3 separate regions of the Mus musculus genome follow, and all the other regions are linked to region 2. A link is a loop called in an ENCODE intact Hi-C map of the cell type or tissue named here. Cell type or tissue: heart. All regions are shown on one strand. Links, peaks and the distances in the headings refer to the core of each region. The heading gives the core; the rest is flanking DNA. Region 1 holds the start of 2900076A07Rik (RIKEN cDNA 2900076A07 gene). Region 2 overlaps Slc28a1 (solute carrier family 28 (sodium-coupled nucleoside transporter), member 1). Region 3 overlaps Pde8a (phosphodiesterase 8A).

Region 1 (7,047 bases), core at 917-5,916, 360 kb after region 2:
CAGGAAACAAACACATGCTACAAAGTAAAAGAAGACTCTATAAAAAGGTTACAATGCTGTATGGTTGTAACATTCTGAAAAACAAAGCTATTCAAAGGGTGAAGATGTCATGGTTTGGGGAAAAGTCAGGGAAACTGGGCATAGCACAAAGGTATCTTAAGCAATGAAAATACTCTGTAAGCTCTGATACAGGTTGTTGTATAGTTATCAAAACCCACAGAATGCAGAAAGAGTGGTCCTATGGGTAGTGGTATGCTAGCATGAAAGTGACGTGCACGGAGCAGAGTCTCTGTGCCTCTCCCGCCCTTCTGTGAAGTTCAATGTGCTCTAATTTTTTTTTATTTAATTATGAACCAGGCAGTGGTGGCACATGCCTTTAATCCCAGCACTTGGGAGGCAGAGGCAAGCAGATTTCTAAGTTCAAGGCCAGCCTGGTCTACAGAGCTAGTTCCAGGACAGCCAGGGCTACACAAAGAAACCCTGTCTCTAAAACAAACAAACAAACAAAATCTAATTACAACCTAAAGAGCAATGGAACAGACAACAACAATGCATTAAAATAAGAACATAAATGAGGTTGTATTTGGAAGCAAATTCGCAACTAAAAACAGCAGGGTAATGTAACAGATCCCAGAAGAAAGGTAACCATCTTAGACTCTTACTAAGAAGTATTAGCTGAGTGTGGAGGCATAGATCAGTAATCCTAGCACAGAAGAACCAGAAGGTTAAGGCCAGACTGAGTGAGAATCACAGTGAAACCCTGTCTCAAATAAGTCAACCAACCAATCAACCAAGCAGACAAGCATAGTCCTTGTGAGATGACTTTGGTGGTTAAAGGTACATGTGGCCAAGCCTGACAACAGGAACTTGGTCCCCAGGACTGCCATGGTGGAACAAGAGAACTGACTCCTGTAAATTGTCCTCTGACTTCCAGACACTTGAGCCCCCTTCCCAACAAATACATAAATAAATGTAATAAAAATTTTTAAATAGAAGTAAACAAAAAAGACATTAGAGAAACAACAAAAGAGGAAGCAAAACCATTACAAAAACTAAACATGTTATATGAGCTGGGTGTGGTGAAACACATCTTTGACCCCAGCACTCAGGAGACGGATGCAGGAAGATCTCTATGAGGTCCAGGCCCGTCTGATTTACACAGGGAATTCCAGGACAACCAGGGCTAAGAAAGAGGAAAAAACTCAAATGATCACATTCTTGGGATTCAGACCCAGGACAAGCAGCTGAGGTGCATAAGTAGACCTAGCCTCCAGGTTCTCCCAGCATCCCTCAGTCCCTACCGGTTGCAGCGTAGGTCTGGCATACCCTGCCCTCTGCCCTGAACTTTCTAGCCCAGGGGCTGGGCTGCCCCTCCCCCTGAAGCTCTTCCTTATATATCTAGACAGTTTGGCCTCTCACTCTCTCTCTGCTTGCTCTTTCTCTCTTTCTCTTTCCTCTCCCCCCTGTCTCCCTCACCATTAGTGAATTCACTGGTCCTCTCCTGTGTGGTCAGTGAACTCCCCCAACAGCTGACCCCAATAAACCTGCCTTTATACTTTAATTTGATTTCATTTCATCAGTGGAGAATAATGTCACAAATGATAGCAGAAAATATTAACTCCCCAGCCACTTCTTTTGAGGCATCAACAGCATAAATGTCACCTGGGGTCAGAGAGATGGTTTAATAAGTTAAGACACTTGCCACCTGCCATCTCACCGACCTGAGGGGCTCTACTTTCTCACACTTTGTTACTGGTAGATCACAAGCTTTAACAATTAACCTTTGAGCCCATGAACCTACAAACAATTAACCTTTGCTAAACCTTTTAATAGTTTAACACTATAATCTTTTTAGAAAGAGAATCAAATGAAAATTATATTTTTATTTCTTTCCTAATGATTCTGCCCTTTTTGTATCGCTCTGGGTAGAAAACCTACCATCCTGTTGAATATTAGAAGTGAAAATGGATTTTCACATGTTACTGTTCCCTGTGACAATAGCTATTAAGTTTCATGTTTACAGTAGGCTTCTGCTAAAAGCTTTTCATTAAATTACTATCTATTCTCATTTCGCTAAATAGAAACTGGATTTTTAAATGTTAACCTTTCAGATAATTGTGTAGTATTAAACTCCTAAATTATTAACACAATGAATTGCAGTGATAGGTTTTTAAACGTTAAACACTTCTGGGGAAACCTTTCTTTTTTTTAAGTCTATCTGGATAGACTACTCGGTAGGCTTAGTGATCTGTCAAGAGCTTTGTCTTTTGGTGAGTTTAACTCCGAGTTTTCTCTTGAGCTATCTTTGCTGGGTTTAGCTATTAAGACACTGGTGCTGGTAAATGATCTGAGCGCTTTCTTATGTTAAAATACAGTGTTCGTTGGGGTGGAGAGATGGCTCAGTGGTTAAGAGCACTGACTGCTCTGTAATGGGCTCTGATGCCCTCTTCTGGTGTGTCTGAAGACAGCTACCATGTACTCATACTCATATACAATAAATAAATAAATAAATAAATAAATAAATAAATAAATAAAATACAGCATCCATGACAGCAAATCAGGCAAGTAAAGTATGTGCAACTTGATGCCCTGTACCAGGCAAAGGAGCCAGTGTGTGCCTGTGCCCAGTGTGTGCCTATGCCCAGTGTGTGCCTATGCCCGTGTGTACCTATGCCAGGGTGAGAAAAGCACAGGCCAAGCCTAGAAAGTGAGTGTAATGGTCTCACTCTGTAGCCCTGGCTCTCTGTCCGTCCTTCCTTCCTTCCTCCTCCTTCTCCTTTCTGCTTCTCACTGTATAGCTCTGGCTGGCTTGGAACTCTCCACGTAGACCAGTCTGGTGTTGAACCCTGAAGGCTGGTATTAAAGTAGTGTGCTACCATGCCCAGAAAAGTTACATCTTAAATGAGTAAGAGAAATGAAGTAGATTTGGCTCAAGCTGATAAACAAGGTAACATTTTTGCTCCTGATTTTGTATATTAAATCCAAAAGCCTTGTATGTTTGGACTGCATGTAAGGTCCTTTCATTACACCTATGTTTCTTATTTTGTTCTTTTTGCTTCAAATTCTGACCTCAAACTCGCAGCATCCAAATGAACTCTGAACTCATTGTTCTAAACCTGCTTACTTTTAGTTTACTTTAGCATTTGGTTTGCACATTCCTGGAGAACTCTGGCAGCTTACTAGGGTGCTCAGTAATTGCCGCCCCTGAAATCTTAAGTCTTTTCTGCAGCCTCACAATGTGAACTGGAATAAGCTGGGCTTTTTAATCCAACAGGATGGATGTCCTTGTAAAACACAGCAATAAGCAGAAATAAGGAGAACAAAGTTTGACAACAGAGTAGGGCCATGCTGCCTCAAGTCAAAGCACACACAGGATTTTTAGCGATCACCAGAAACTAAGTAAGGCAAAGATATCATATTCAAAATGACAGAGGAAGCCTACCTCTACCAAGGCGCAAATGTCAAATGTCTTTTGTTTTAGTCTCTCAACATTTGAGGTCTATCCTCAGGAAATTTATCCAAAAGTGATTTTACTTATCTTCCTAGACCCATGATCAAGGCTAGGAAGCTCTTGGTCCTTTCCTGGATGAATATGCATGGGCTTGCAACCAGGGGGAGTCAAGAGAGCGACTGAGTAAAGGTTACTGAGGTGCAGTGCACGCTTTGCTCTCTATAAGCAGGGTGGCAAGAATGAAGAACACTGAGAAGCTTAACAGCCAGGGCTGGGTAGCACAAGAACGCAGAGGAGTGTCGCAGGGGCGGGACGGCGTACTTCAGTCCCCAGGATGCCGCCTGCCAGGGGAGCAGAGAATAGCATACTCAAAACAATGCGGCAGCTCTCCACACCCACCCAGGAGCTACAAGCCGGCCCCCGAGTCTCCCACGATCCAGACGCCACGCAGCTAGACGCTAAGCAGCAGAGGACTCGCTCTGAGCATGCGCACTGGGAAGAGCCAAGCCCAGCCGCGCCGCGCGGTGCCTGACGTGGAACTTCCTCCCTACGGCTAAGAAGCCGGAAGTGGACTCATTTTCCACCGGAAGGAGGGAGAAATTATGACCGAGAGCCTGACACCTGATGCTAGCGGCTTTTGTCTCGCCAAGTTGACCCAGTATTTGGCCACCTTGTGCGGCGGGTGACTATGGTGTCCAGGTAAGTGGCTGACGTGGCAGGCGTCCCAGGAATGGGAGAAGAGATGGGTAAGCTGCCCGGCTATCGATCTTCCTTCTCTGTGTTTGTTTTTTCTCCATCTTTTTCAAAGAGGGTTGCTAGCCCACGGAATGGTGGGTAGATATGGAAGGAGAAATACGCGGTCACACAGACTGAAGTTAAATTAAGCACACACACATACGTACGTACATACATGCACACATACAAACACATATTCACATGCACAGAGCTGTTGAATATTGGCTCTGTAAATCCAGGCATTCCGAATCGATGACTCTTGCCTGAGGGAGGAATCACCTGTTGCAGTAATTTTAGCGCCCGTGAGCACATGCACACGCAGTGGGTGATTTTTAAGTTTCTTGAATGTGTCAGCAAAGGCATTTAATGTTAGAAAAGGGCAGCAAGGAGGCGGTGGAAAGTTGCATGGTTTGTTGAGGACAGATTCTAAAATCCCATAGAATTCTTGTACAAAGGAGTTTTTATATTGCTTTCTGATGGTGTGCGTGGATGGGTAGGAGGTTGGAAAATTGAAGGAGTGAAGACAGTAGTGAGGTGCACTTAGATACTAGCCTGATGGCTTAGTAGTTAAGAGCATTTGTGGCACTTCCAGAGGCTCTGAGTTTGGTTCCCAGCACCTATATCAAATCACTTGTACCTCAGGACCCAAGGAGTCCAACACACTATTCTGGCCTCCTTGAGCACCACACACATATGTCATTCACTCACAAAGACACGAACATACATATATATAAAGCTTAGATAAGGTGTGAGTCCACCAAAGGAAAGTCATTCGTCAGCCATCAACATGTTTGACCCTGTAGATCAGTGGGTCACAACCGTGGGTCACAACCCCTTTGGGATCAAATGACCCTTTCACCTAAGGGGTCACCTAAGACCACTGGAAATACAGACATTACATTACAATTCAAAACAGTAGCAAAATTACAGTTATGAAGTAGCAACAAAAATAATTGTATGTTGGGGTCACCACAACATGAGGGTATTAAAGTCACAGCATTGGGAAGGTTGAGAAGTGCTGCTCTCGATGGAGATGAGTTTGCCGTGTCTGCCGTTCCCGGTGTACTGTGTAGCAACAGAAGGCAAACATGGGAATCTTCCTTACCTATTGCCTGTTATTGCATAGAAAACCCTGGGGGTCTTAAGCAAGATCTGAGCTCCCCCTAGAAAGCTTGTAGCGGAATACTTATTTGTGCGCTCACTATGGCTTTGTGCTGGCAACCTGTAGAACTTTACCCTAGCCTCTTTATGGGAAATTCACTATAAAGAATTTGTAAGTTGCCTACAAGTCGAGGAGAGATGCTGTAAAGTTCACTGTAATCAGTCTCTCTCTGTCTGTCTGTCTGTCTGTCTGTCTGTTTGTAGGTAATATGACATCTGGTGCTTGTGTAGCTTTAGGTTTGCCCTGCATTAATGCTGCCAGCTCAAGTGGACCCTGAGTTATTGCTATTATCTTTCTTATACTACAGTGGAAACATGTAGGACAGTGGAAACCTGTCAAGGAAGGGAGCCTAAGAGGTCCAAAAAGGTAACTGTATATTAGCAAACACAGAAACATTATCAGCATCAATGACAAAAGACCTTAATAATAAGGAACCATTCAGTTAGGTGTTCACTGTGGGGGATCCCTAAGTACTACCTGTAAACAAATTTCAAAATCTTTGCTCCCAAGATACCCTTAAAATTATTGAGAGCTCAAAAGAACATTTATAGGCTATTAATATTTGAGCTATTAGAAAATGAAAGCTAGCCAAGTGATGGCTACCCCTGCCTTTAATCCCAGCATTTGGGAGACAGAGGCAGGTAGATCTCTGTGAGTTCAAGGCTACCTGGGTCTACAGAGCAAGTTCCAGGACAGCCAAGGTTACACAGAGAAACCCTCCCCCTCCCCGCCCCCACACACAAGAAAAGAAAATGAGGTCTGAAACATGTTTTAAGGATAAGAATAAAGGGCACACACCCCAGTAGTTTTGACAGTGGTCAATGTCTCCACATATTTTGTGGATTCTAAACTCTGCTGTTTGTCACTCTCTTGTTTTGATGGAAAATATTTTGACCTTACTTAACATCGGAAGGCTTTCAGAGGCTCCCATAGGAAGCATATTGTAAGCATAAGTGCTTTCCTTCCAAGCCTGACAATACAGACCTGAGGTCCAGTGTTCCTGAAGTTATATCAGGAGGATGGCAGTTCAAGAGCTGTCTGGGGCTAGAGAGATGGCTCAGTGGCTAAGAGCACTGACTGCTCTTCCAGAGGACCTGAGTTCAATTCCCAGCAACCACATGGTGGCTCACAACCATCTGTAATGGGATCTGACGCCCTCTTCTGGTGTGTCTGAAGATAGCAACAGTGTACTCATATACATAAAATAAACCTTTAAAAGAAAGAAAAAGAAAAAGAACTGTCTGGATAACTGAGAGAGACCTTGTCTCCAAATAAAGGGTACAAAGGCTGGGAATATAGGTCAGTGCTGGAGTGTTCAGTTAGCATGCACCAGGCTCTGGTTTTAAGTGGCTTTATCCAAATGTTATAAAAATAACTTTTTGTTTTATAAGTAAGTGTCACTGTTGAAATTGTGACATGGGCAGCAGTGTCACCTGTAAATGCAATTATACGAAATGCACACACATCACACACACCTCTAGAAGCTGTATAATTGTGGACACAAGAATACAAATGGGTTTACATTTTGTGTTTCCTTTAGAAATCCTGTTGCCTGCTACTCTTGGAATTGATTCCAGGGCCTCAAACATGCTAGATAAGTGTACTACCAGTGAGCTGTAGCCCAGCCTTCATGGCTTTTGTTGTCTTAAGTAACTGGCTCAGACCTACTTCTCCAGACTTACCATTCATTGATTAGAAC
Region 2 (7,047 bases), core at 1,184-6,183:
TGGTCTACAAAGTGAGTTCCAGGACAACCAGGGCTATACAGAGAAACCCTGTCTCGAAAAAACAACAACAAAAAAAACAAACAAACAAAAACAAAAAAACAAGAACAAAACAAAACAAAACAAACAAACAAACCTAACATACCCCTCCCTCTCCCTCTTCTCAAACCCTCAAACTCTGAGGGGTTTACTACATTTACAACACACCTTGGTTAGACCCAGCTTGATTCCAGTGGCCAGAGACACACTGAACTTCTATCTTGCAGCACAGCCTAAAAACCTGGGTGCTTTCTCATTCTTTGGCCAGGAGCACCCCCCCCCCCACACTCCCTCTCTCTTAAAGTCATTTATCTCCTTGTCTCAGAAAAAAAAAAAAAAAAAAAAAAAAAAACCTCCTTGGTTTTGAAACCCTCTGTTGAAGCCCCTTTCCGTATAAGGTGGGGACATTCACTGATCATAGGGACATGCTAGTAATGACACCTGTTGATCCCAATGGTAGAGATGCCCAGAACCTCGTGGAAGCAGCCAGCGCTGGGGCTGCCATCTCAGTGAAGGTCGTTGCCAACATTGCTGCCAATCTGATCGCCTTCCTGGCTGTACTGGCCTTCATCAACGCTGCCCTCTCCTGGCTGGGGGACATGGTGGACATCCAGGGACTCAGCTTCCAGGTGTGGCTGTGGTGGAAGGGATGGTCTCAGGACATACCTGGAAGAGCCCTCCATCTCACCCAGTTCTCTTGCCTTTTTATCCTCAGCTCATCTGCTCCTACGTCCTGCGGCCTGTGGCCTTCTTGATGGGCGTGGCCTGGGAGGACTGTCCAGTAGTGGCTGAGCTGCTGGGCATCAAGCTGTTTCTCAATGAGTTTGTGGCCTATCAAGAGCTTTCCCAGTACAAGCAGCGACGCCTGGCAGGGGCTGAGGAGTGGCTTGGTGACAAGAAACAGTGGATCTCTGTGAGTGTCCTGATCCGCTTCTTGCCTCTATTTTGGAAAGCGGGTTATTAACATTTATCCTAAAAACACTGCCATGAACAAAATTATGTAAGCCATGCAATTATAAAATTAACCTTTCTGAAAGAATACAGAGTCATAACCTAATGTTAGGAATTTTTTTTTAAATGTCTATAATAATCTCGCTATCCTTAGACAACAGCGATTGCTTTTATCTGTTTTCTTCTTTTTCGTGTGTTGTTTTGGGGATATGGATTCATGTAGCCCAGGCTGGCCAAAGATATATAGAAGAATGGCCTTGAACTCCTTCTGCGTCTGCCTTCCAAGTGCTGGGATTACAGGAGTGAGCCTTCATGGCCAGCTGTTTGTTCTAAGACAGAATTTACACAGTTGCTTATCTATGTTACATTGTAGCCAGCTTTCCCCATCCTCATTAGGGTGTATCTATTGAGCTTTTTATTTTCAATGCTTAAGATTGTACTAGGCCCTCATGCACACCAAACACTGAGCTATACACCATTAGAAATTTACTTATCTTTTTGTTTGGTTATTTATTTTGATTTTGGTTTTTGTTTAAAGAGACAGGGTTTTTCTGGCCTGGAACTCCCTCTGTAGACTAGGCCAGCCTTTACCTCCTGAATGCTGGGCTTAAACGCATTTGCCACCATGCCTGGCTCCAAAATTCATGTTATCTTTAAAATATATAATAGTTATTTCAGTGTGTGGGTGTGTGTGTGTGAGAGAGAAAGAGAGTATTTGTGTGTATATGCCTGTGTTTCTCTGTGTGTATGTATGCCCCCTCTTCTCCCCACTCTTCCCTCCCCTCTCTCCCCTCCTCCCTCTTCTCTCTCTCTCTCTCTCTCTCTCTCTCTCTCTCTCTCTCTCTCTCTCTCTTCTCTCTCTCCCATATCACACGTATGGAAGCCAGAAGGTGATTTGTAGGAATTGACTGACCTTAGAATGTCATGCATAATGACAGCATTTCACCTGCTGAGCTATCTCACAGGCCCAAACTAGAGTGTCTACCATATTTTCCAGCATTGTGCTCTTGGATCATCAGCTGAACTCCTTGTCTGGCTATGTGTATGACGATGTTGAAGTGAATATCTCAGTGTAGAACTTTCCCTGCTTCCTGGGTCATTTCTTCAGGAGCTTCCTGAGGTGTGGTTAAGCACAACTCCATGCCAAGCCCTCCTGGAGCAACTTTCCTAACTGCTATAGTAGAGGCTAAGTGCCGCCTCAGTGTGCCTCACTACAGTTACCCCCAGAAATAAAGCTGCACTGGAAGTCTGTATTTGAAGGCATGTTGAGGGCTGAAGATGAAGCCCATTTGGCAGAATGTTTGAATGGCATGCACAGAGCTCTGGGTTTGATCCCCAGCACTGCACAAATTGTTAAGCCCAATCCTCAGTTAGCAGAGGCAGGAGGATCACAAATTCAGGACCATACTTGGCTACTTAGAGAGTACCAAGAGGGTTGGAAAGATGGCTCAGCAGTTTAAAGCACTAGTTGCTCTTCTAGAGAACCTAGGTTCAATTTCCAGCACCCACATGACAGCTCAGAACTCTATAACTCCAGTTCCGAGAGCTCTGATATCCTCATATGTATGCACATGCAGGCATAACATCAAAGCACATTTAAAGAAAATGTGTTTAAAGAAAAGAATTCCAGAAAAATTTTCTTACCTTTAGAATGTTTCCAGTTTTGCTTTGAGACAAAGTCTCATTAAGTTACCCAGGCAAGCCTTCAGTTCATAGTCCTCTAACCTCCATCTAACTAGGAGTTCAAGGCCAGGCCACCAGGCCTAGATTATTTCTGTTATGGCTTTCTGTAATTTCCCCCTATTATTCCCTCCTCTTAATTTTGTTTGAAAGAATTTAATTTTTTTAAACAATAATTTTTATACCAAACCTTTCTCTCTGAAAGATTTCCCTTTTCCATTCCCTTCTTTCTAATCTTATAAAGTGGTTGTGTAAGTATCAAATTCCAGAAACAAAAACAAACAAACAAAAATTCCAGAAACAACGAGATGAACTGGTAAGACCTTGAGCTGAGCTGGACAGGACTGGATGCCGCCACCTCTGGCACAGCTGCCTTGTCTATGTGAGCTTCTGCCACTGGACTTTGTGAGCCTTAGCGTATTTAGTCAACCCCCAAATGAGTAGGACACAACTACCTTGAAGCTATAGTCATTATCCTATGGTAGCCTATGGTTTTATGTTTAAAATACGTCTTTTCTTCAGTGGTCTAAAATTTACTTAATCTATGGTGTGAGGCATGAGTAGCAAGCAATTACTTCAAAGTGTTCCATTTTTGTTTGTTTGTTTTTGTTTTTCGAGACAGGGTTTCTCTGTATAGTCCTGGCTGTCCTAGAACTCACTTTGTAGACCAGGCTGGCTTCAAACTCAGAAATCCTCCTGTCTCTGCCTCCTGAGTGCTGGGATTAAAGGCTTGCGCCACTATGCCCCGGCTGTTTGTTTTGTTTTTAAGCTCCTAATAAGGAGAGGTTTGTATCTTTTTTGTTTAGACTTGTTTACTTTATGTATGAGGGCTCTATCTGCATGTACACCTACATTCCAGTAGAGGGCATCAGAGCCCATTATAGATGGCTGTGAGCCACCAGTGGTTGCTGAATTCAGGTTCTCTGGAAGAGCAGTCAGTGCTCTTAACCACTGAGCCTTCTCGCCAGCCCCTAAAGTACAGGTATTTGCAGAGACCAGAAAGAAGCAAGAGACTGCAGAGATGGGAGAAAAGGTGGCCTTTGGCACACTTGAACCAGCCTGAATCAGAACCCAAAAAGCTGGTAATTGGACAGGGGATGTAGCTTAGCTGGTAGAGTGGCCTAGCATACATGAAGCCCTGGGTTCGATTTCCAGCGCTGCACAAGTTGGGCACAGTGCTGTAGATTACTGTCTGTAACTTCAGAGGTGGAAGCAGGAAGGTCAGGAGTTCGAGATCATTCTTGATATAATGAGCTCGAGGACAGTCTAGGGCGACTTGAGGTTCTGTCTCAAAAACACAAAACAAAAGGTGTGTCTTAAGGACACAGGCTGAAGGACAGCTGAGAGAGAGGCTTGTGGGGGGTGGGGGGTAGCTGAGTACGAGCTGACTTAGAGTGGGAGCATGTGGCCAGCAGAGCTCTATCACAGGGGCTCCAAGACCAAGGCCATAAAGGAACTGAGTGAATGAAGGCCAGGGATGCTTCATGTCCTGGAGGGAGGCCTCCTTGTAATCTGCATTTTCAGGTCAGAGCAGAGATCCTGACGACGTATGCCCTCTGTGGATTCGCCAACTTCAGCTCCATTGGCATCATGCTGGGGGGTCTGAGTGAGTCCCGGGCTGGGCAGCTCCCAGGGGACAGGAGAACTCCAGGGGAGGGTGGGGAGGGTTGGTGGGACAATATGCAGAGTAAAGGGTGGAGGTCACAGGTAAATGGAGGACAGACACCCTCACCGCAGCCCCTTTCTGCTCCCTTCCCCGCTCCCTACATACACACACACACACACACACACACACACACTCAAAAAAAATGTGAGTTTTCTGGCTTACCTCTGCTTCTCACTATGCTCTCACAGCCGGCCAGGGAGAGGAAGGTCCCTCATGAACGTGGCTCTGCATGCATGGGCACAGCAGCCTTTCAGGGTAGAGAAAAATGAGGTGATGGCCAGGAAGGGTCTTGGCCTGGACCTAGTCCTTGATTTGCCACATTGGGGACTCATCTTCCTAGCTGGGCATAGTGACATACATCCACAACCCCTTCATCCAGAAGAATGAAATCAGAGAATCCTGACTCAAAGCCAAGGCTGGGCTGTATGAGACCTTGTCACAAACCAAACAATAGCACACACTCCAAGGGCTGGGGTGTAGCTCAGTTGCTAGAGCTTGCTCTACATGCTCAGGGTCCTGTGTTTTATCTCCAGTACCACGTAGACTGGGCACAGTGGCTCATGCCTGAAATCTCAACATTTGGAGCATCTGGGAGCAGCAGGAAGATCAGGAATTTAAAGTCATTCTTGACTACATGGGGGAAGTTCAAGGCCAGCTTGGGCTGTGTGAGACCCTGATGAGAGAGAGAGAGAGAGAGAACTTCTATCTTTCCTCCTGCTACAGTGGGTGATGGTGAAGAGGACATAATTGGATGCTGGGCCAGAGAGCAAAGCCAGGAGGGCAGTGCCAGGGCTTCAGGAAATGGGCAAAGGGGTGGGTGGCTTCCTTGGCCCTAAGCTCTCTTGCACCCCGGCAGCCTCCATGGTCCCCCAGCGGAGGAGTGACTTCTCCCAGATTGTGCTACGGGCACTGATCACAGGGGCCTTCGTGTCCCTGGTAAACGCCTGTGTGGCAGGTGAGTGCTGTGCAGCGGCCTCAGAATTCCGACCCCTTGCTTTCTACCCCCTCTCAGGCAGTGCTGGCTCCTGAGCCAACTCTCCAGGTTGTTTCCTTCCACAGGGATCCTCTATGTGCCCCGGGGGGTCGAGGTGGACTGCATGTCTCTTCTGAACCAAACTGTCAGCAGCAGCAGCTTTGAGGTTTACCTGTGCTGTCGCCAAGTCTTCCAAAAGTGAGTGCCTGCCTGGGCTGTATGTGAGAGTCATAGAGCAAAAAACCCAAGTACCCTCTTGCTTTTGGCACTAGGAGCCAGGGTACCTGGGTACGAATGTCATGGCTGCAGCAGCCTTGACCAAGAGAGGAAGAAATAAAGGCTTAAAGACAAAGGCTGGGGAGGAAAGGTAGACTAGAGATGTGGAGTGACTTTCCCAGGGCTGCACAGCCTATTAATTGCTATAGAAGCAGCCTGGATAGTGTACTGCTTTCTTTTCAGCACCAGCTTGGAGTTTGGCCAAGAGGCACTGCACAACTGCTGTCGATTTTACAATCACACAGTCTGCACGTAGCTGGGACCAAATATCTTCCTAACCTCAAGGCTCATCCATCCTGGATAAGGCCATGGGACTCACCACGACTTCCATCCCACAGCTGGGAAAAGGCGCTGCAGTGAATGACAGACGCCTCACACCCTGGTCCCGTTGCTGCTCCCCATGTCCTACCTCTCCAAGTGTGGGTTCCCAGTGTCTAGTCGGCCCCCTCGCCCTCTGAGAGCAGACATTCTGGTCCTCTCTATTCCTCTTTCTTTGGGACCCTCATGTGCACCTGCCCAAAGCCTCCTCCCTGCTCCCTTCCAAGCACCGGACTTGCTGGGTGCCCCCAGAAGCTGTCTCTAGAGACCTTCTTCCGCCCAGTCTCCAAGAGTGCTTTCCACCCCAGTGTCCTGTGGGGCACCATCTCATTAGGTGTGATGTCAGAGTGGCCCAGGCTCCACTCTGACTCGGTAAAGTTTGATGCGAGCTTGGTGGGTTTGTTGATGTTCTAGATGGGTCTCATGTAGCTCCTTCTAGCATTGACCTTACTCTGTAGCTGAGGTCACCCTATTCCTCTGTCCTCCCGCCGTCACCCCTGAGTGTCAGGAGTACAGGTGCGCACTATCACACTGCGGCCATAAGGACTTCTTGTTTGGGCTGTTGAGAGATCTCAGTGGGTAAAGGCATCTGCTGCTAACTTGATGAACTGACTCTGATGCCTGGACCCCCAAGGTGAAAGAGGGAAGCCATCTCTGCATGCTGTCCTCTGACCTCTACATATGTGCGTGGCACATGCTCTGCCCCTCCCAACTAAAAATAAAGTATAACTTAAAACCTTTACTATTTGTGTGTACAGTGTGTATGTGAGTGCCATCAGGGAGGTGTGGAGACCAGAGAACAACTTTCGAGAGTTGGTCCCCTTCTACTTTATGTGGGTTCTGGGGAAGCTCTTTACCCGCTGAGCCAACTGCCTGCCCAGGAGCTTTCTTTGTTGGTTTTTGCTGGTTGGTTTGTGACAAGGTCTTACTATGTAGCCCTGGCTGGAACTATGTAGACCAGACTGATCTGGACCTCACAAAGTTCCTCCTGTCTGTTTCCTGAGTGCACCATGGTAGTTTTTTTAAAAAAATGTTGCTTTTTGTTTGTAATTCTTTGTCTCTATAGTCTTATATCTACTTTGTTTGTGGGTCCTTCCTGGGTTGTTCTTTTATGTCTCCTAACAATATCTTCTCTGGCTCAGCTCAG
Region 3 (7,033 bases), core at 110-5,109, 170 kb after region 2:
AAGCCCATGGGATGCCCACCTTCTGTGACCACATCTACACCATAGCTTGCTGCAAGGCTCTTTAGTGAGGCCCCCAAGAGCTGTGGTTTGTATCGACTCTGGACTCTGTGTTACCACAGCCCTGGGAACCCTGCAGAGGTGACCATGGCTCTCCTAGCAGTGACCATGTGCCTGCAGAGCAGCATCTGGGGAGGTGTGGTTGCAGGTTGTGGAACACTGCTGCAAGGGACGTCTCTCTTAAGTCCACTAGCAAACGAGGCAGACATTTAAGGTTGATTCTCCCGATTATTACATGTTTTATTTATTTTATTAGACATTTGATATTTTCTATGAATTTAAAAATACTTCAAAGCCAATTTCAGATGCCTTGACCAAATTCATGACTTGTGTGTGCGTGATTTGGTTACAGACCTATTTTCATAAATGCAGATTTATAAGTTTAAAATGATGCATTTTTCCCACACTATGGAATATGTTAAACCCTCCTCTTTGATGTTAGTGGGGAAGGCTTTATGTAGTGGGTCTCACTCTAGTGTGTAACAGAGAAGCCACGTCTGCAGACAAGCTCTGAGCAGCTGCTGTCAGGAGTTTTACAGGTGCCTTCTCAGAGAAAAATTGGATTTGACCATTTTTTTTCCCTAAAATTTTATAATTGAATTTCTAAAAGCCTGCCTCATTTTATACCATTTCTATAAAATATGCCCTGCAAAGCAAACCTGGGTACCTAGCAGCTGATATTTTACAACTAACATGGGGTATTTGAGTCTAGAAATATAAAGGGTCTATCTCCTCACATTTTGAATAAGCATAATACTATAAAGATGATATTCAATGACATGTCGAAATGTTAGTTTCATTTTAAACTTGTATTTTTTTCTGGATGAAATTAAACTATTTGTTTTTAAGAAGTTATTTGTTGCCATTTCTTTGTATTGCCTAATAAGTACTCTTTCTAAATTTGGGATAGACAACTCTTTTGTAGAACAAACTGGAAGCTAAACAACTTTGTAAGGTCTGGTGGAGCCAGAATATATGATGGCTCTTCAGTTTGACCACAGACTCCACTGTAGAGAAGAACACGGGCTCTTTGTCCTGCATGAAGATGCCTGACCTAAGATAACATCGAGGAAGAGACATCTTACCCCCTCCCAGTGCCGTGAAGAAGAGGAGGCTGGTGCTTCACCATGAGCACGCCTAACATTTTTAGAGCTAAAAGAAGCTATAAGAATTACAAGGTAAGCCGGACGTAGTGGCGCACGCCTTTAATCCCAGCACTCGGGAGGCAGAGGCAGGTAGATTTCTGAGTTCGAGGCCAGCCTGGTCTACAGAGTAAGTTCCAGGACAACCAGAGCTACACAGAGAAACCCTGTCTCAAAAAAAAAAATTTACAAGGTAGACAAGATGGTCTTTAAAGGAAAAGAAACACACCAAACTTCTAGACCAGTGGTCTTCAGTCTTCCTAACACTGCGACCCTTTAATATACGACTGGCTGTAACTAAAGAATAAACGAAAGCCAGGCGTTGCTGAGTGACAACACAGAGGTGCGCAGCTCCACACCTGCTAAGCCCAGAGAAGGAGGTGATGTTCTCAACTGTCACGAGGAGAACAGGACAGAGAGCAAAGGGAAGAGGCGCTGGGCAAGGCAAGGTTGGAGCCTGGTCCCATTTGACAGACCCAGCGTAGGATTTAAAGGGTACTCTGAATCCCAGGTAGCACATACAGGTTGTCAGCTTTCCATTATACTGACAAATGCCTGAGACAAAAGGAGAGGGAGGCTTCAGGCCGTGGCATCTGGGCTGTGGTGGGACATTGGGTGTGGAACTGAATGAGAGTGGAGGAGAGTCCCACCATGTTCTTTTGGACATGCCTCTCCAAGCCAGATGACCCCCACTCGAAAGTTCCTACCACCTCCCAAAGGTCCCACACCGGAAAGTAAGCCTTTAAGCCTTGTCACTTTGAGACCCCCAGACTACAGCAATGCATAAAGCAAGACAGATCCCTTGCAGTGGACGTAGACATTGCCACTGGGAGCTTCAGTGGCCAAAAGACAAAGGAACCCCCCCCCCCACCAGACCCACTTAGCTAGGCTGGCATTCAAAAGGGAAGATCATGTAACTCAGACAAGTTCACTACAGATGCCCTTTAGAGGTCAGATCAGCAAGAGGGGTAAACTTCTGGACAAAAGTAGCCATGGGGGGGCGGTGAGGCTGGTGGAGAGGGAGAGAGAGGAGAAAAGGAGCAAGAAGCTTCAAAGAGGCAGCTGCTGGAAGGGCGGTGAGTCACAGAGAAGCCTGTTCCCTGGTGGCAGCAGAAACAATGGCCGGGAATGGAGCGCCATCAGCTCACACAGCCAGGAAGAGACTGAATCCGTGTGTAACAATTGTCTCATCCTGCTGTGCCCAGAGGAAACTTGAGGCCACTCACAACTGTCACACCGGAGGTTGTGCAGTCTGTTCTATGGTTTCAAGTCAGAAAGGAAAGACTCCAAGGAAAGCAAGCTTCCCGACCATCACCCTCCAGAAAGCTCTGCATCCCACAGTCGCGGTGTCCCAGGGAAGGCGCGCATCCCTGGGTCCTTCCTGCCTGCCTGGCTGCTCCGCGCCACCCTTCCAGCTTCCTCTAGCCCCACTGCTCCTCAGCCTCCAACCCCACCTGCAAAGCGGGGTTCCTGGCCGGTGGAGGGAGCCCTGTTTAGAAGGGAGGACGCAAACTCAGTCGCCAAGAAGCAATAGCATCCAGTCAAGGGCCAAGAACAGCACTGTGAGTGGAACAGCGTGGGAGGGTCAGGGCACATCAAGGCTCTGTGCTATTGTCCAGGAGAGAGTGGAAATTATATAGCTAGAGGGTAGACTGAACAGGCTTTCTAAAAATAGGGTTAGGGGCTAGAAAATGGCTTGGCGGCCAAGGCACATTGCTCTTCCAGAGACAGGATTTAGTTCGCAGCACCGACAACCACCAGTAATTCCAGGGGCTCTGGCGCCCTCTTCTGGACTCCACGAACACGTGAGTACTCTTCCAGGAGCACACATAAATAAAGAGGGGTAACTGTTTCGTATATCTGAGGACAGGAAGACAAAAATAATTTGGGGTGGGGCTGGGGGTGGGTGGGTAGGGAGATGGTTCTTGTGAACGGAAACTCTTGAAAAGGGGCAGTGTCTGCAGAGACTGACTGGGAGAACTTCAGTCCTGTTGGGAGTCTGGAATGCTGCAGGTCCCATCCCGATACAGTTCCAACCTCAAAACAGCCATTCCTTGTCCTCGTGTGTCAGAGCTAACACAGGGCACTAATCCTGTGACTAAGAGAAAAACCTTCTAGAATCCACTGACTTAGCGGGCCACTGGCTTCCACCAACTCGAAAGCTTGGATGTCATGGGACAGCATCCCGGGCCTGGGTGAAGACTTCCCCATCTCACTGTGCCTGTTCTTTGATGTATTAGCCCTGATTTCTGACTTTATTCTGTAAAACCATAAAAATTTCATTATACTGCCAGGTGTGGTGGCGCACGCCTTTAATGCCAGCACTCGGGAGGCAGAGACAGGCGGATTTCTAAGTTCAAGGCCAGCCTGGTCTACAAAGTACTCACTGAGTTCCAGGACACCCAGGGCTATACAGAGAAACCCTGTCTCGAAAAACCAAACCAAACCAAACCAAAAAAACTTCATTAAACTGCTTCCACAGTGAAACATGGAATTTGGAATAATCTACTGTGTTCCCAGACCATGGTCACTCAAAAGGGCTCTAGAATAATAAACTAACTCTTGTTCTCTTAAGATGGTGTGTGTGTGGTACAAGCCTGGGACACACGCGCATGCACACACACAGGCAAGGGAAAAGCACTTGCGGGCTGGTGAGATGGCTCAGTGGTTAAGAGCACTGACTGCTCTTCTGAATGTCCTGAGTTCAATTCCCAGCAACCACATGGTGGCTCACAACCATCTCTAATGAGATCTGACGCCCTCTTATGGAGTGTCTGAAGACAGCTACAGTGTACTTAAATATAATAAATAAATAAATCTTTTAAAATGTTAAAAAAAAAAAGAAAGAAAAGAAAAAGGAAAGGAAAGAAAAGCACTTGCAAATGTATAATTCTAAAGTTGGGACTCCCGACCCACGGGTCTGGGCCTGCCTGTAATCCCAGCAAGAAGCAGGGCAAGCCGCTAGCCCAATCGCCTACAGCAGCTCCAGATTCAAGGAGAAACCTTGTCTCAATAGACAGTGCTGAGAGCAATGGAGGAAGGCTCCTAACTTCAACCTCAAGTCAGTGCACCCCACACACACAAGAGTATCCACACACCAGTGCACCCACACACACGCGTATCCACACACCAGTGCACCCACACACACGCATATCCACACGCCAGTGCACCCCACACACACATGCGTATCCACACGCCAGTGCACCAACACACACGAGTATCCACACGCTAGTGCACCCTTACTGTCCTGGAACTCACTCTGTAGACCAGGCTGGCCTCAAACTCAGAAATCCACCTGCCTCTGCCTCCCGAGTGCTGGGATTAAAGGCGCGCGCCACCACTGTCTGGCTAGCCTTAAATTTCTGACCCTCCTTCCTCTCCCTCTCCAGTGTTGAGAATTGTTTTGTTTTTCTAGAGATGGAGTCGACTCGATATCTAGCCCTGGCAGGCCTGGAATTGTGTGTGAGTCAGCTGGCCGGAGGCGTCCGGGTTAATGTGCATGTGTCAGAAGTCAGTGCTGCTGTGCGGGTCATGCGGTGCCTCCTGCATGCTGGGTTATGCGGTGCCTCCCTGCATGCTAGGTGAGCACTCTGAACTAAGGCCCAGCCACAGAGCCTTTTGGTTGTCTGGTTTTTGTTTTGTCTTTTAAACTCCACCTCACAAGGGCTGGGGTCCCAGGCTTGTACCACCATACCCATCTTTTGAACCTGATTCAAGTTCACTGCCTAGAGGCAGGGTGGGACCTTCAACAGGGAAAAGCTTTAGAAAACGAGTTTTCCTTCCCGGTGGTTTTATGAGGAGTATTGGAAACATTGCTTTTAACATACATTTCCTCCAATACCATAAATCCACAGGATTATACAGACTTAGAGTAGTCAGGATTATGTAAGGATTAACCTTGCTACATTGTGCCAGTTACAGGAAGAGAACAGAAACTGCCGTGTACTGTTGGTCTTGCTGAGAGTGAGCTAGACCTTCTCAGCTCAGACTCACACCTGTTTCTTCTAGGAGTCCTCCAAGACTCCCTATCCTGGGCAGGCTGGCCCCTGGCCCTGTAATGTGGACTAAGGAGGGCAAACAGCTAAGGGTGATGAAAACACTGCCCCTGGAGTACAGCAACCGCGCCAGTTCATCCCCGCCTGGGGGAAACACTGGCCTACCTGCCACGGGTTCTCTCTCTCTCCTTCCCTCCCTCCCCCCCACCCCCACTCTCAGTTGGACACTCCAGCTGGCTGCCTTAATGAAGCTTTTAAGCTCCTGGCTTGCGGATGTCATTTCCCACTGCTTGCTATTTGTCCTTCTCCTTTTGCTTGCTTAATAAACTTAAAGCGCAGCTACCCCAGATCATTCTCTGGATAAAACAGACTCTAAGGTGGCCCTGGGACACAACCACACTGTACTTGTAGAGAGACATCAGATCACATTGAACAAAGACCCAAGCTACATCTAATGTTGACAGTCCCCGACTGGCCCTACAAAGCTACCGCTGTTCTCCACTGTCTGTTTCTTACAGTTCTTGAGGAAAATAATTCCAGACAGAAACAAGAATTTTAAACTGTTTAAAAGAGGCTTGTGAGGTGGGTATGGTGGCACATGCCTTTCATTACGTCACTGGAAGGCAGACCTCTGTGAGTTCAAGGCCAGCCTGGCCTACAGTGAGTTCCAGGACAGCCAGGATGGACTACATAGTAAGACCCTGTCTCGACAAACCACAAAAAGAGGCTTATGTTAATATCACTTGTTATATGACAATTAATTACAATATCAAGTACACTCATTAAGAAAATAACTCGGGTAGCCGGGCGGTGGTGGCACACGCCTTTAATCCCAGCACTTGGGAGGCAGAGGCAGGCGGATTTCTGAGTTCGAGGCCAGCCTGGTCTACAAAGTGAGTTCCAGGACAGCCAGGGCTACACAGAGAAACCCTGTCTCAAAAAAAACAAAAAAAGAAAATAACTCTAGAAGGCTAGAAGCTCAGCGGTTAGTAGTGGCTGCTCTTGCAGAAAACCTAGTAAGTTAGGTTCCTGAATGCACATGGCAGCTGAAAACCACCTGCGATGCCAGTTCCAGAGGACTTGCTGCCCTCTTCTGGCTCCTGCAGGCACTGCACCTACACTTGTGCAGCCAACACACACACACCTCATGCAAATATCCATCCAAGGCAGCGCTTGTGTTGAAAGTACAATGGCAGGCCCTCTAGCTTTAACCATCTACAGTTCTTTTTCTATTTGTTCCCGGCTAAGTGGTCAAAGTCCATGTCTTAAGAGTTACTATTGTGGGGAGGGACAGGTTTATTTGGCTTAGACTTCTGTAACACTGTTTATCATCAAAGGAAGTCAGGCCAGAAATTCAAGCAGGGCAGGAGTTGATACAGACACCATGGACGGTTGCTGCTTACTGGCTTGCTAAGTCTGCTTTCTCAGAGAACCCAGGACCACCAGCTCAGGGGTGGTACCACCCACAATGGACTGGGCCCCCTCTACTAATCACTAATAAAGATAATATCCTACAGGCTTGCCTCCAGCCAGATCTCATGATGGCATTTTCTCAATTGAGGCTCCTTTCTGGTTACTCTAGCTCAGTGGTTTTCAACCTATGGGTTGTGACCCCTTGATTGAAACAACCTTTTCATAGAGGCCATATATCAGAAATTTATATTGTAGCAACAGTAGCAAAATTAGTTATGAAGTAGCAATGAATAAGTTTACGGCTGAGGGTCACCACAGCACGAGGAACTGTAGTAAAGGGTGGCATCTTTAGGAAGGTTGAGAACCACTGCTCTAGCTTGTCAAGTTGACTTAAAACTAGCCTGCACAATCCACCATTGTCTCTAA

What was found. Peaks named below come from ENCODE experiments on the same cell type or tissue, not always from the same donor. Only the 100,000 strongest peaks of a DNase experiment are listed, where the experiment ranks them.
Region 1: a loop joins it to region 2, with 4 times the contacts of the local background. A loop is called at or near these places in 3 of 42 quality-filtered maps.
Region 3: it touches region 2 in a loop (4-fold over the local background); 39 of 42 quality-filtered maps call a loop at or near these places.

What each region holds. Positions count from the first base shown.
Region 1 is chr7:81,519,527-81,526,573 of GRCm38, forward strand. It overlaps 2900076A07Rik (RIKEN cDNA 2900076A07 gene), which reads left to right and starts at 4,024. Exons shown (of 4, transcript NR_160675.1): 1 at 4,024-4,150. In heart, for the core only: a CTCF peak has its summit at 3,627; a DNase peak (open chromatin) is centred at 3,945; H3K4me3 peaks cover 2,208 bases; H3K27ac peaks cover 1,820 bases.
Region 2 is chr7:81,163,775-81,170,821 of GRCm38, forward strand. It overlaps Slc28a1 (solute carrier family 28 (sodium-coupled nucleoside transporter), member 1), which reads left to right. Exons shown (of 18, transcript NM_001004184.3): 13 at 497-665; 14 at 752-949; 15 at 4,192-4,273; 16 at 5,190-5,288; 17 at 5,393-5,504; 18 at 5,766-6,642. The coding sequence ends at 5,838. Among named protein-coding and RNA genes, the nearest start is that of Gm44968, 39 kb to the right of the region's middle. In heart, for the core only: a CTCF peak has its summit at 3,521 (motif pointing right); no DNase peak of the experiment used is centred there; H3K27me3 peaks cover 577 bases.
Region 3 is chr7:81,333,626-81,340,658 of GRCm38, forward strand. Pde8a (phosphodiesterase 8A) reads left to right here. Exons shown (of 22, transcript NM_008803.3): 22 at 1-910. Among named protein-coding and RNA genes, the nearest start is that of Rps17, 8.1 kb to the right of the region's middle. In heart, for the core only: CTCF peaks have their summits at 2,291 and 2,985 (motif pointing left); DNase peaks (open chromatin) are centred at 2,326 and 2,736; H3K27ac peaks cover 908 bases.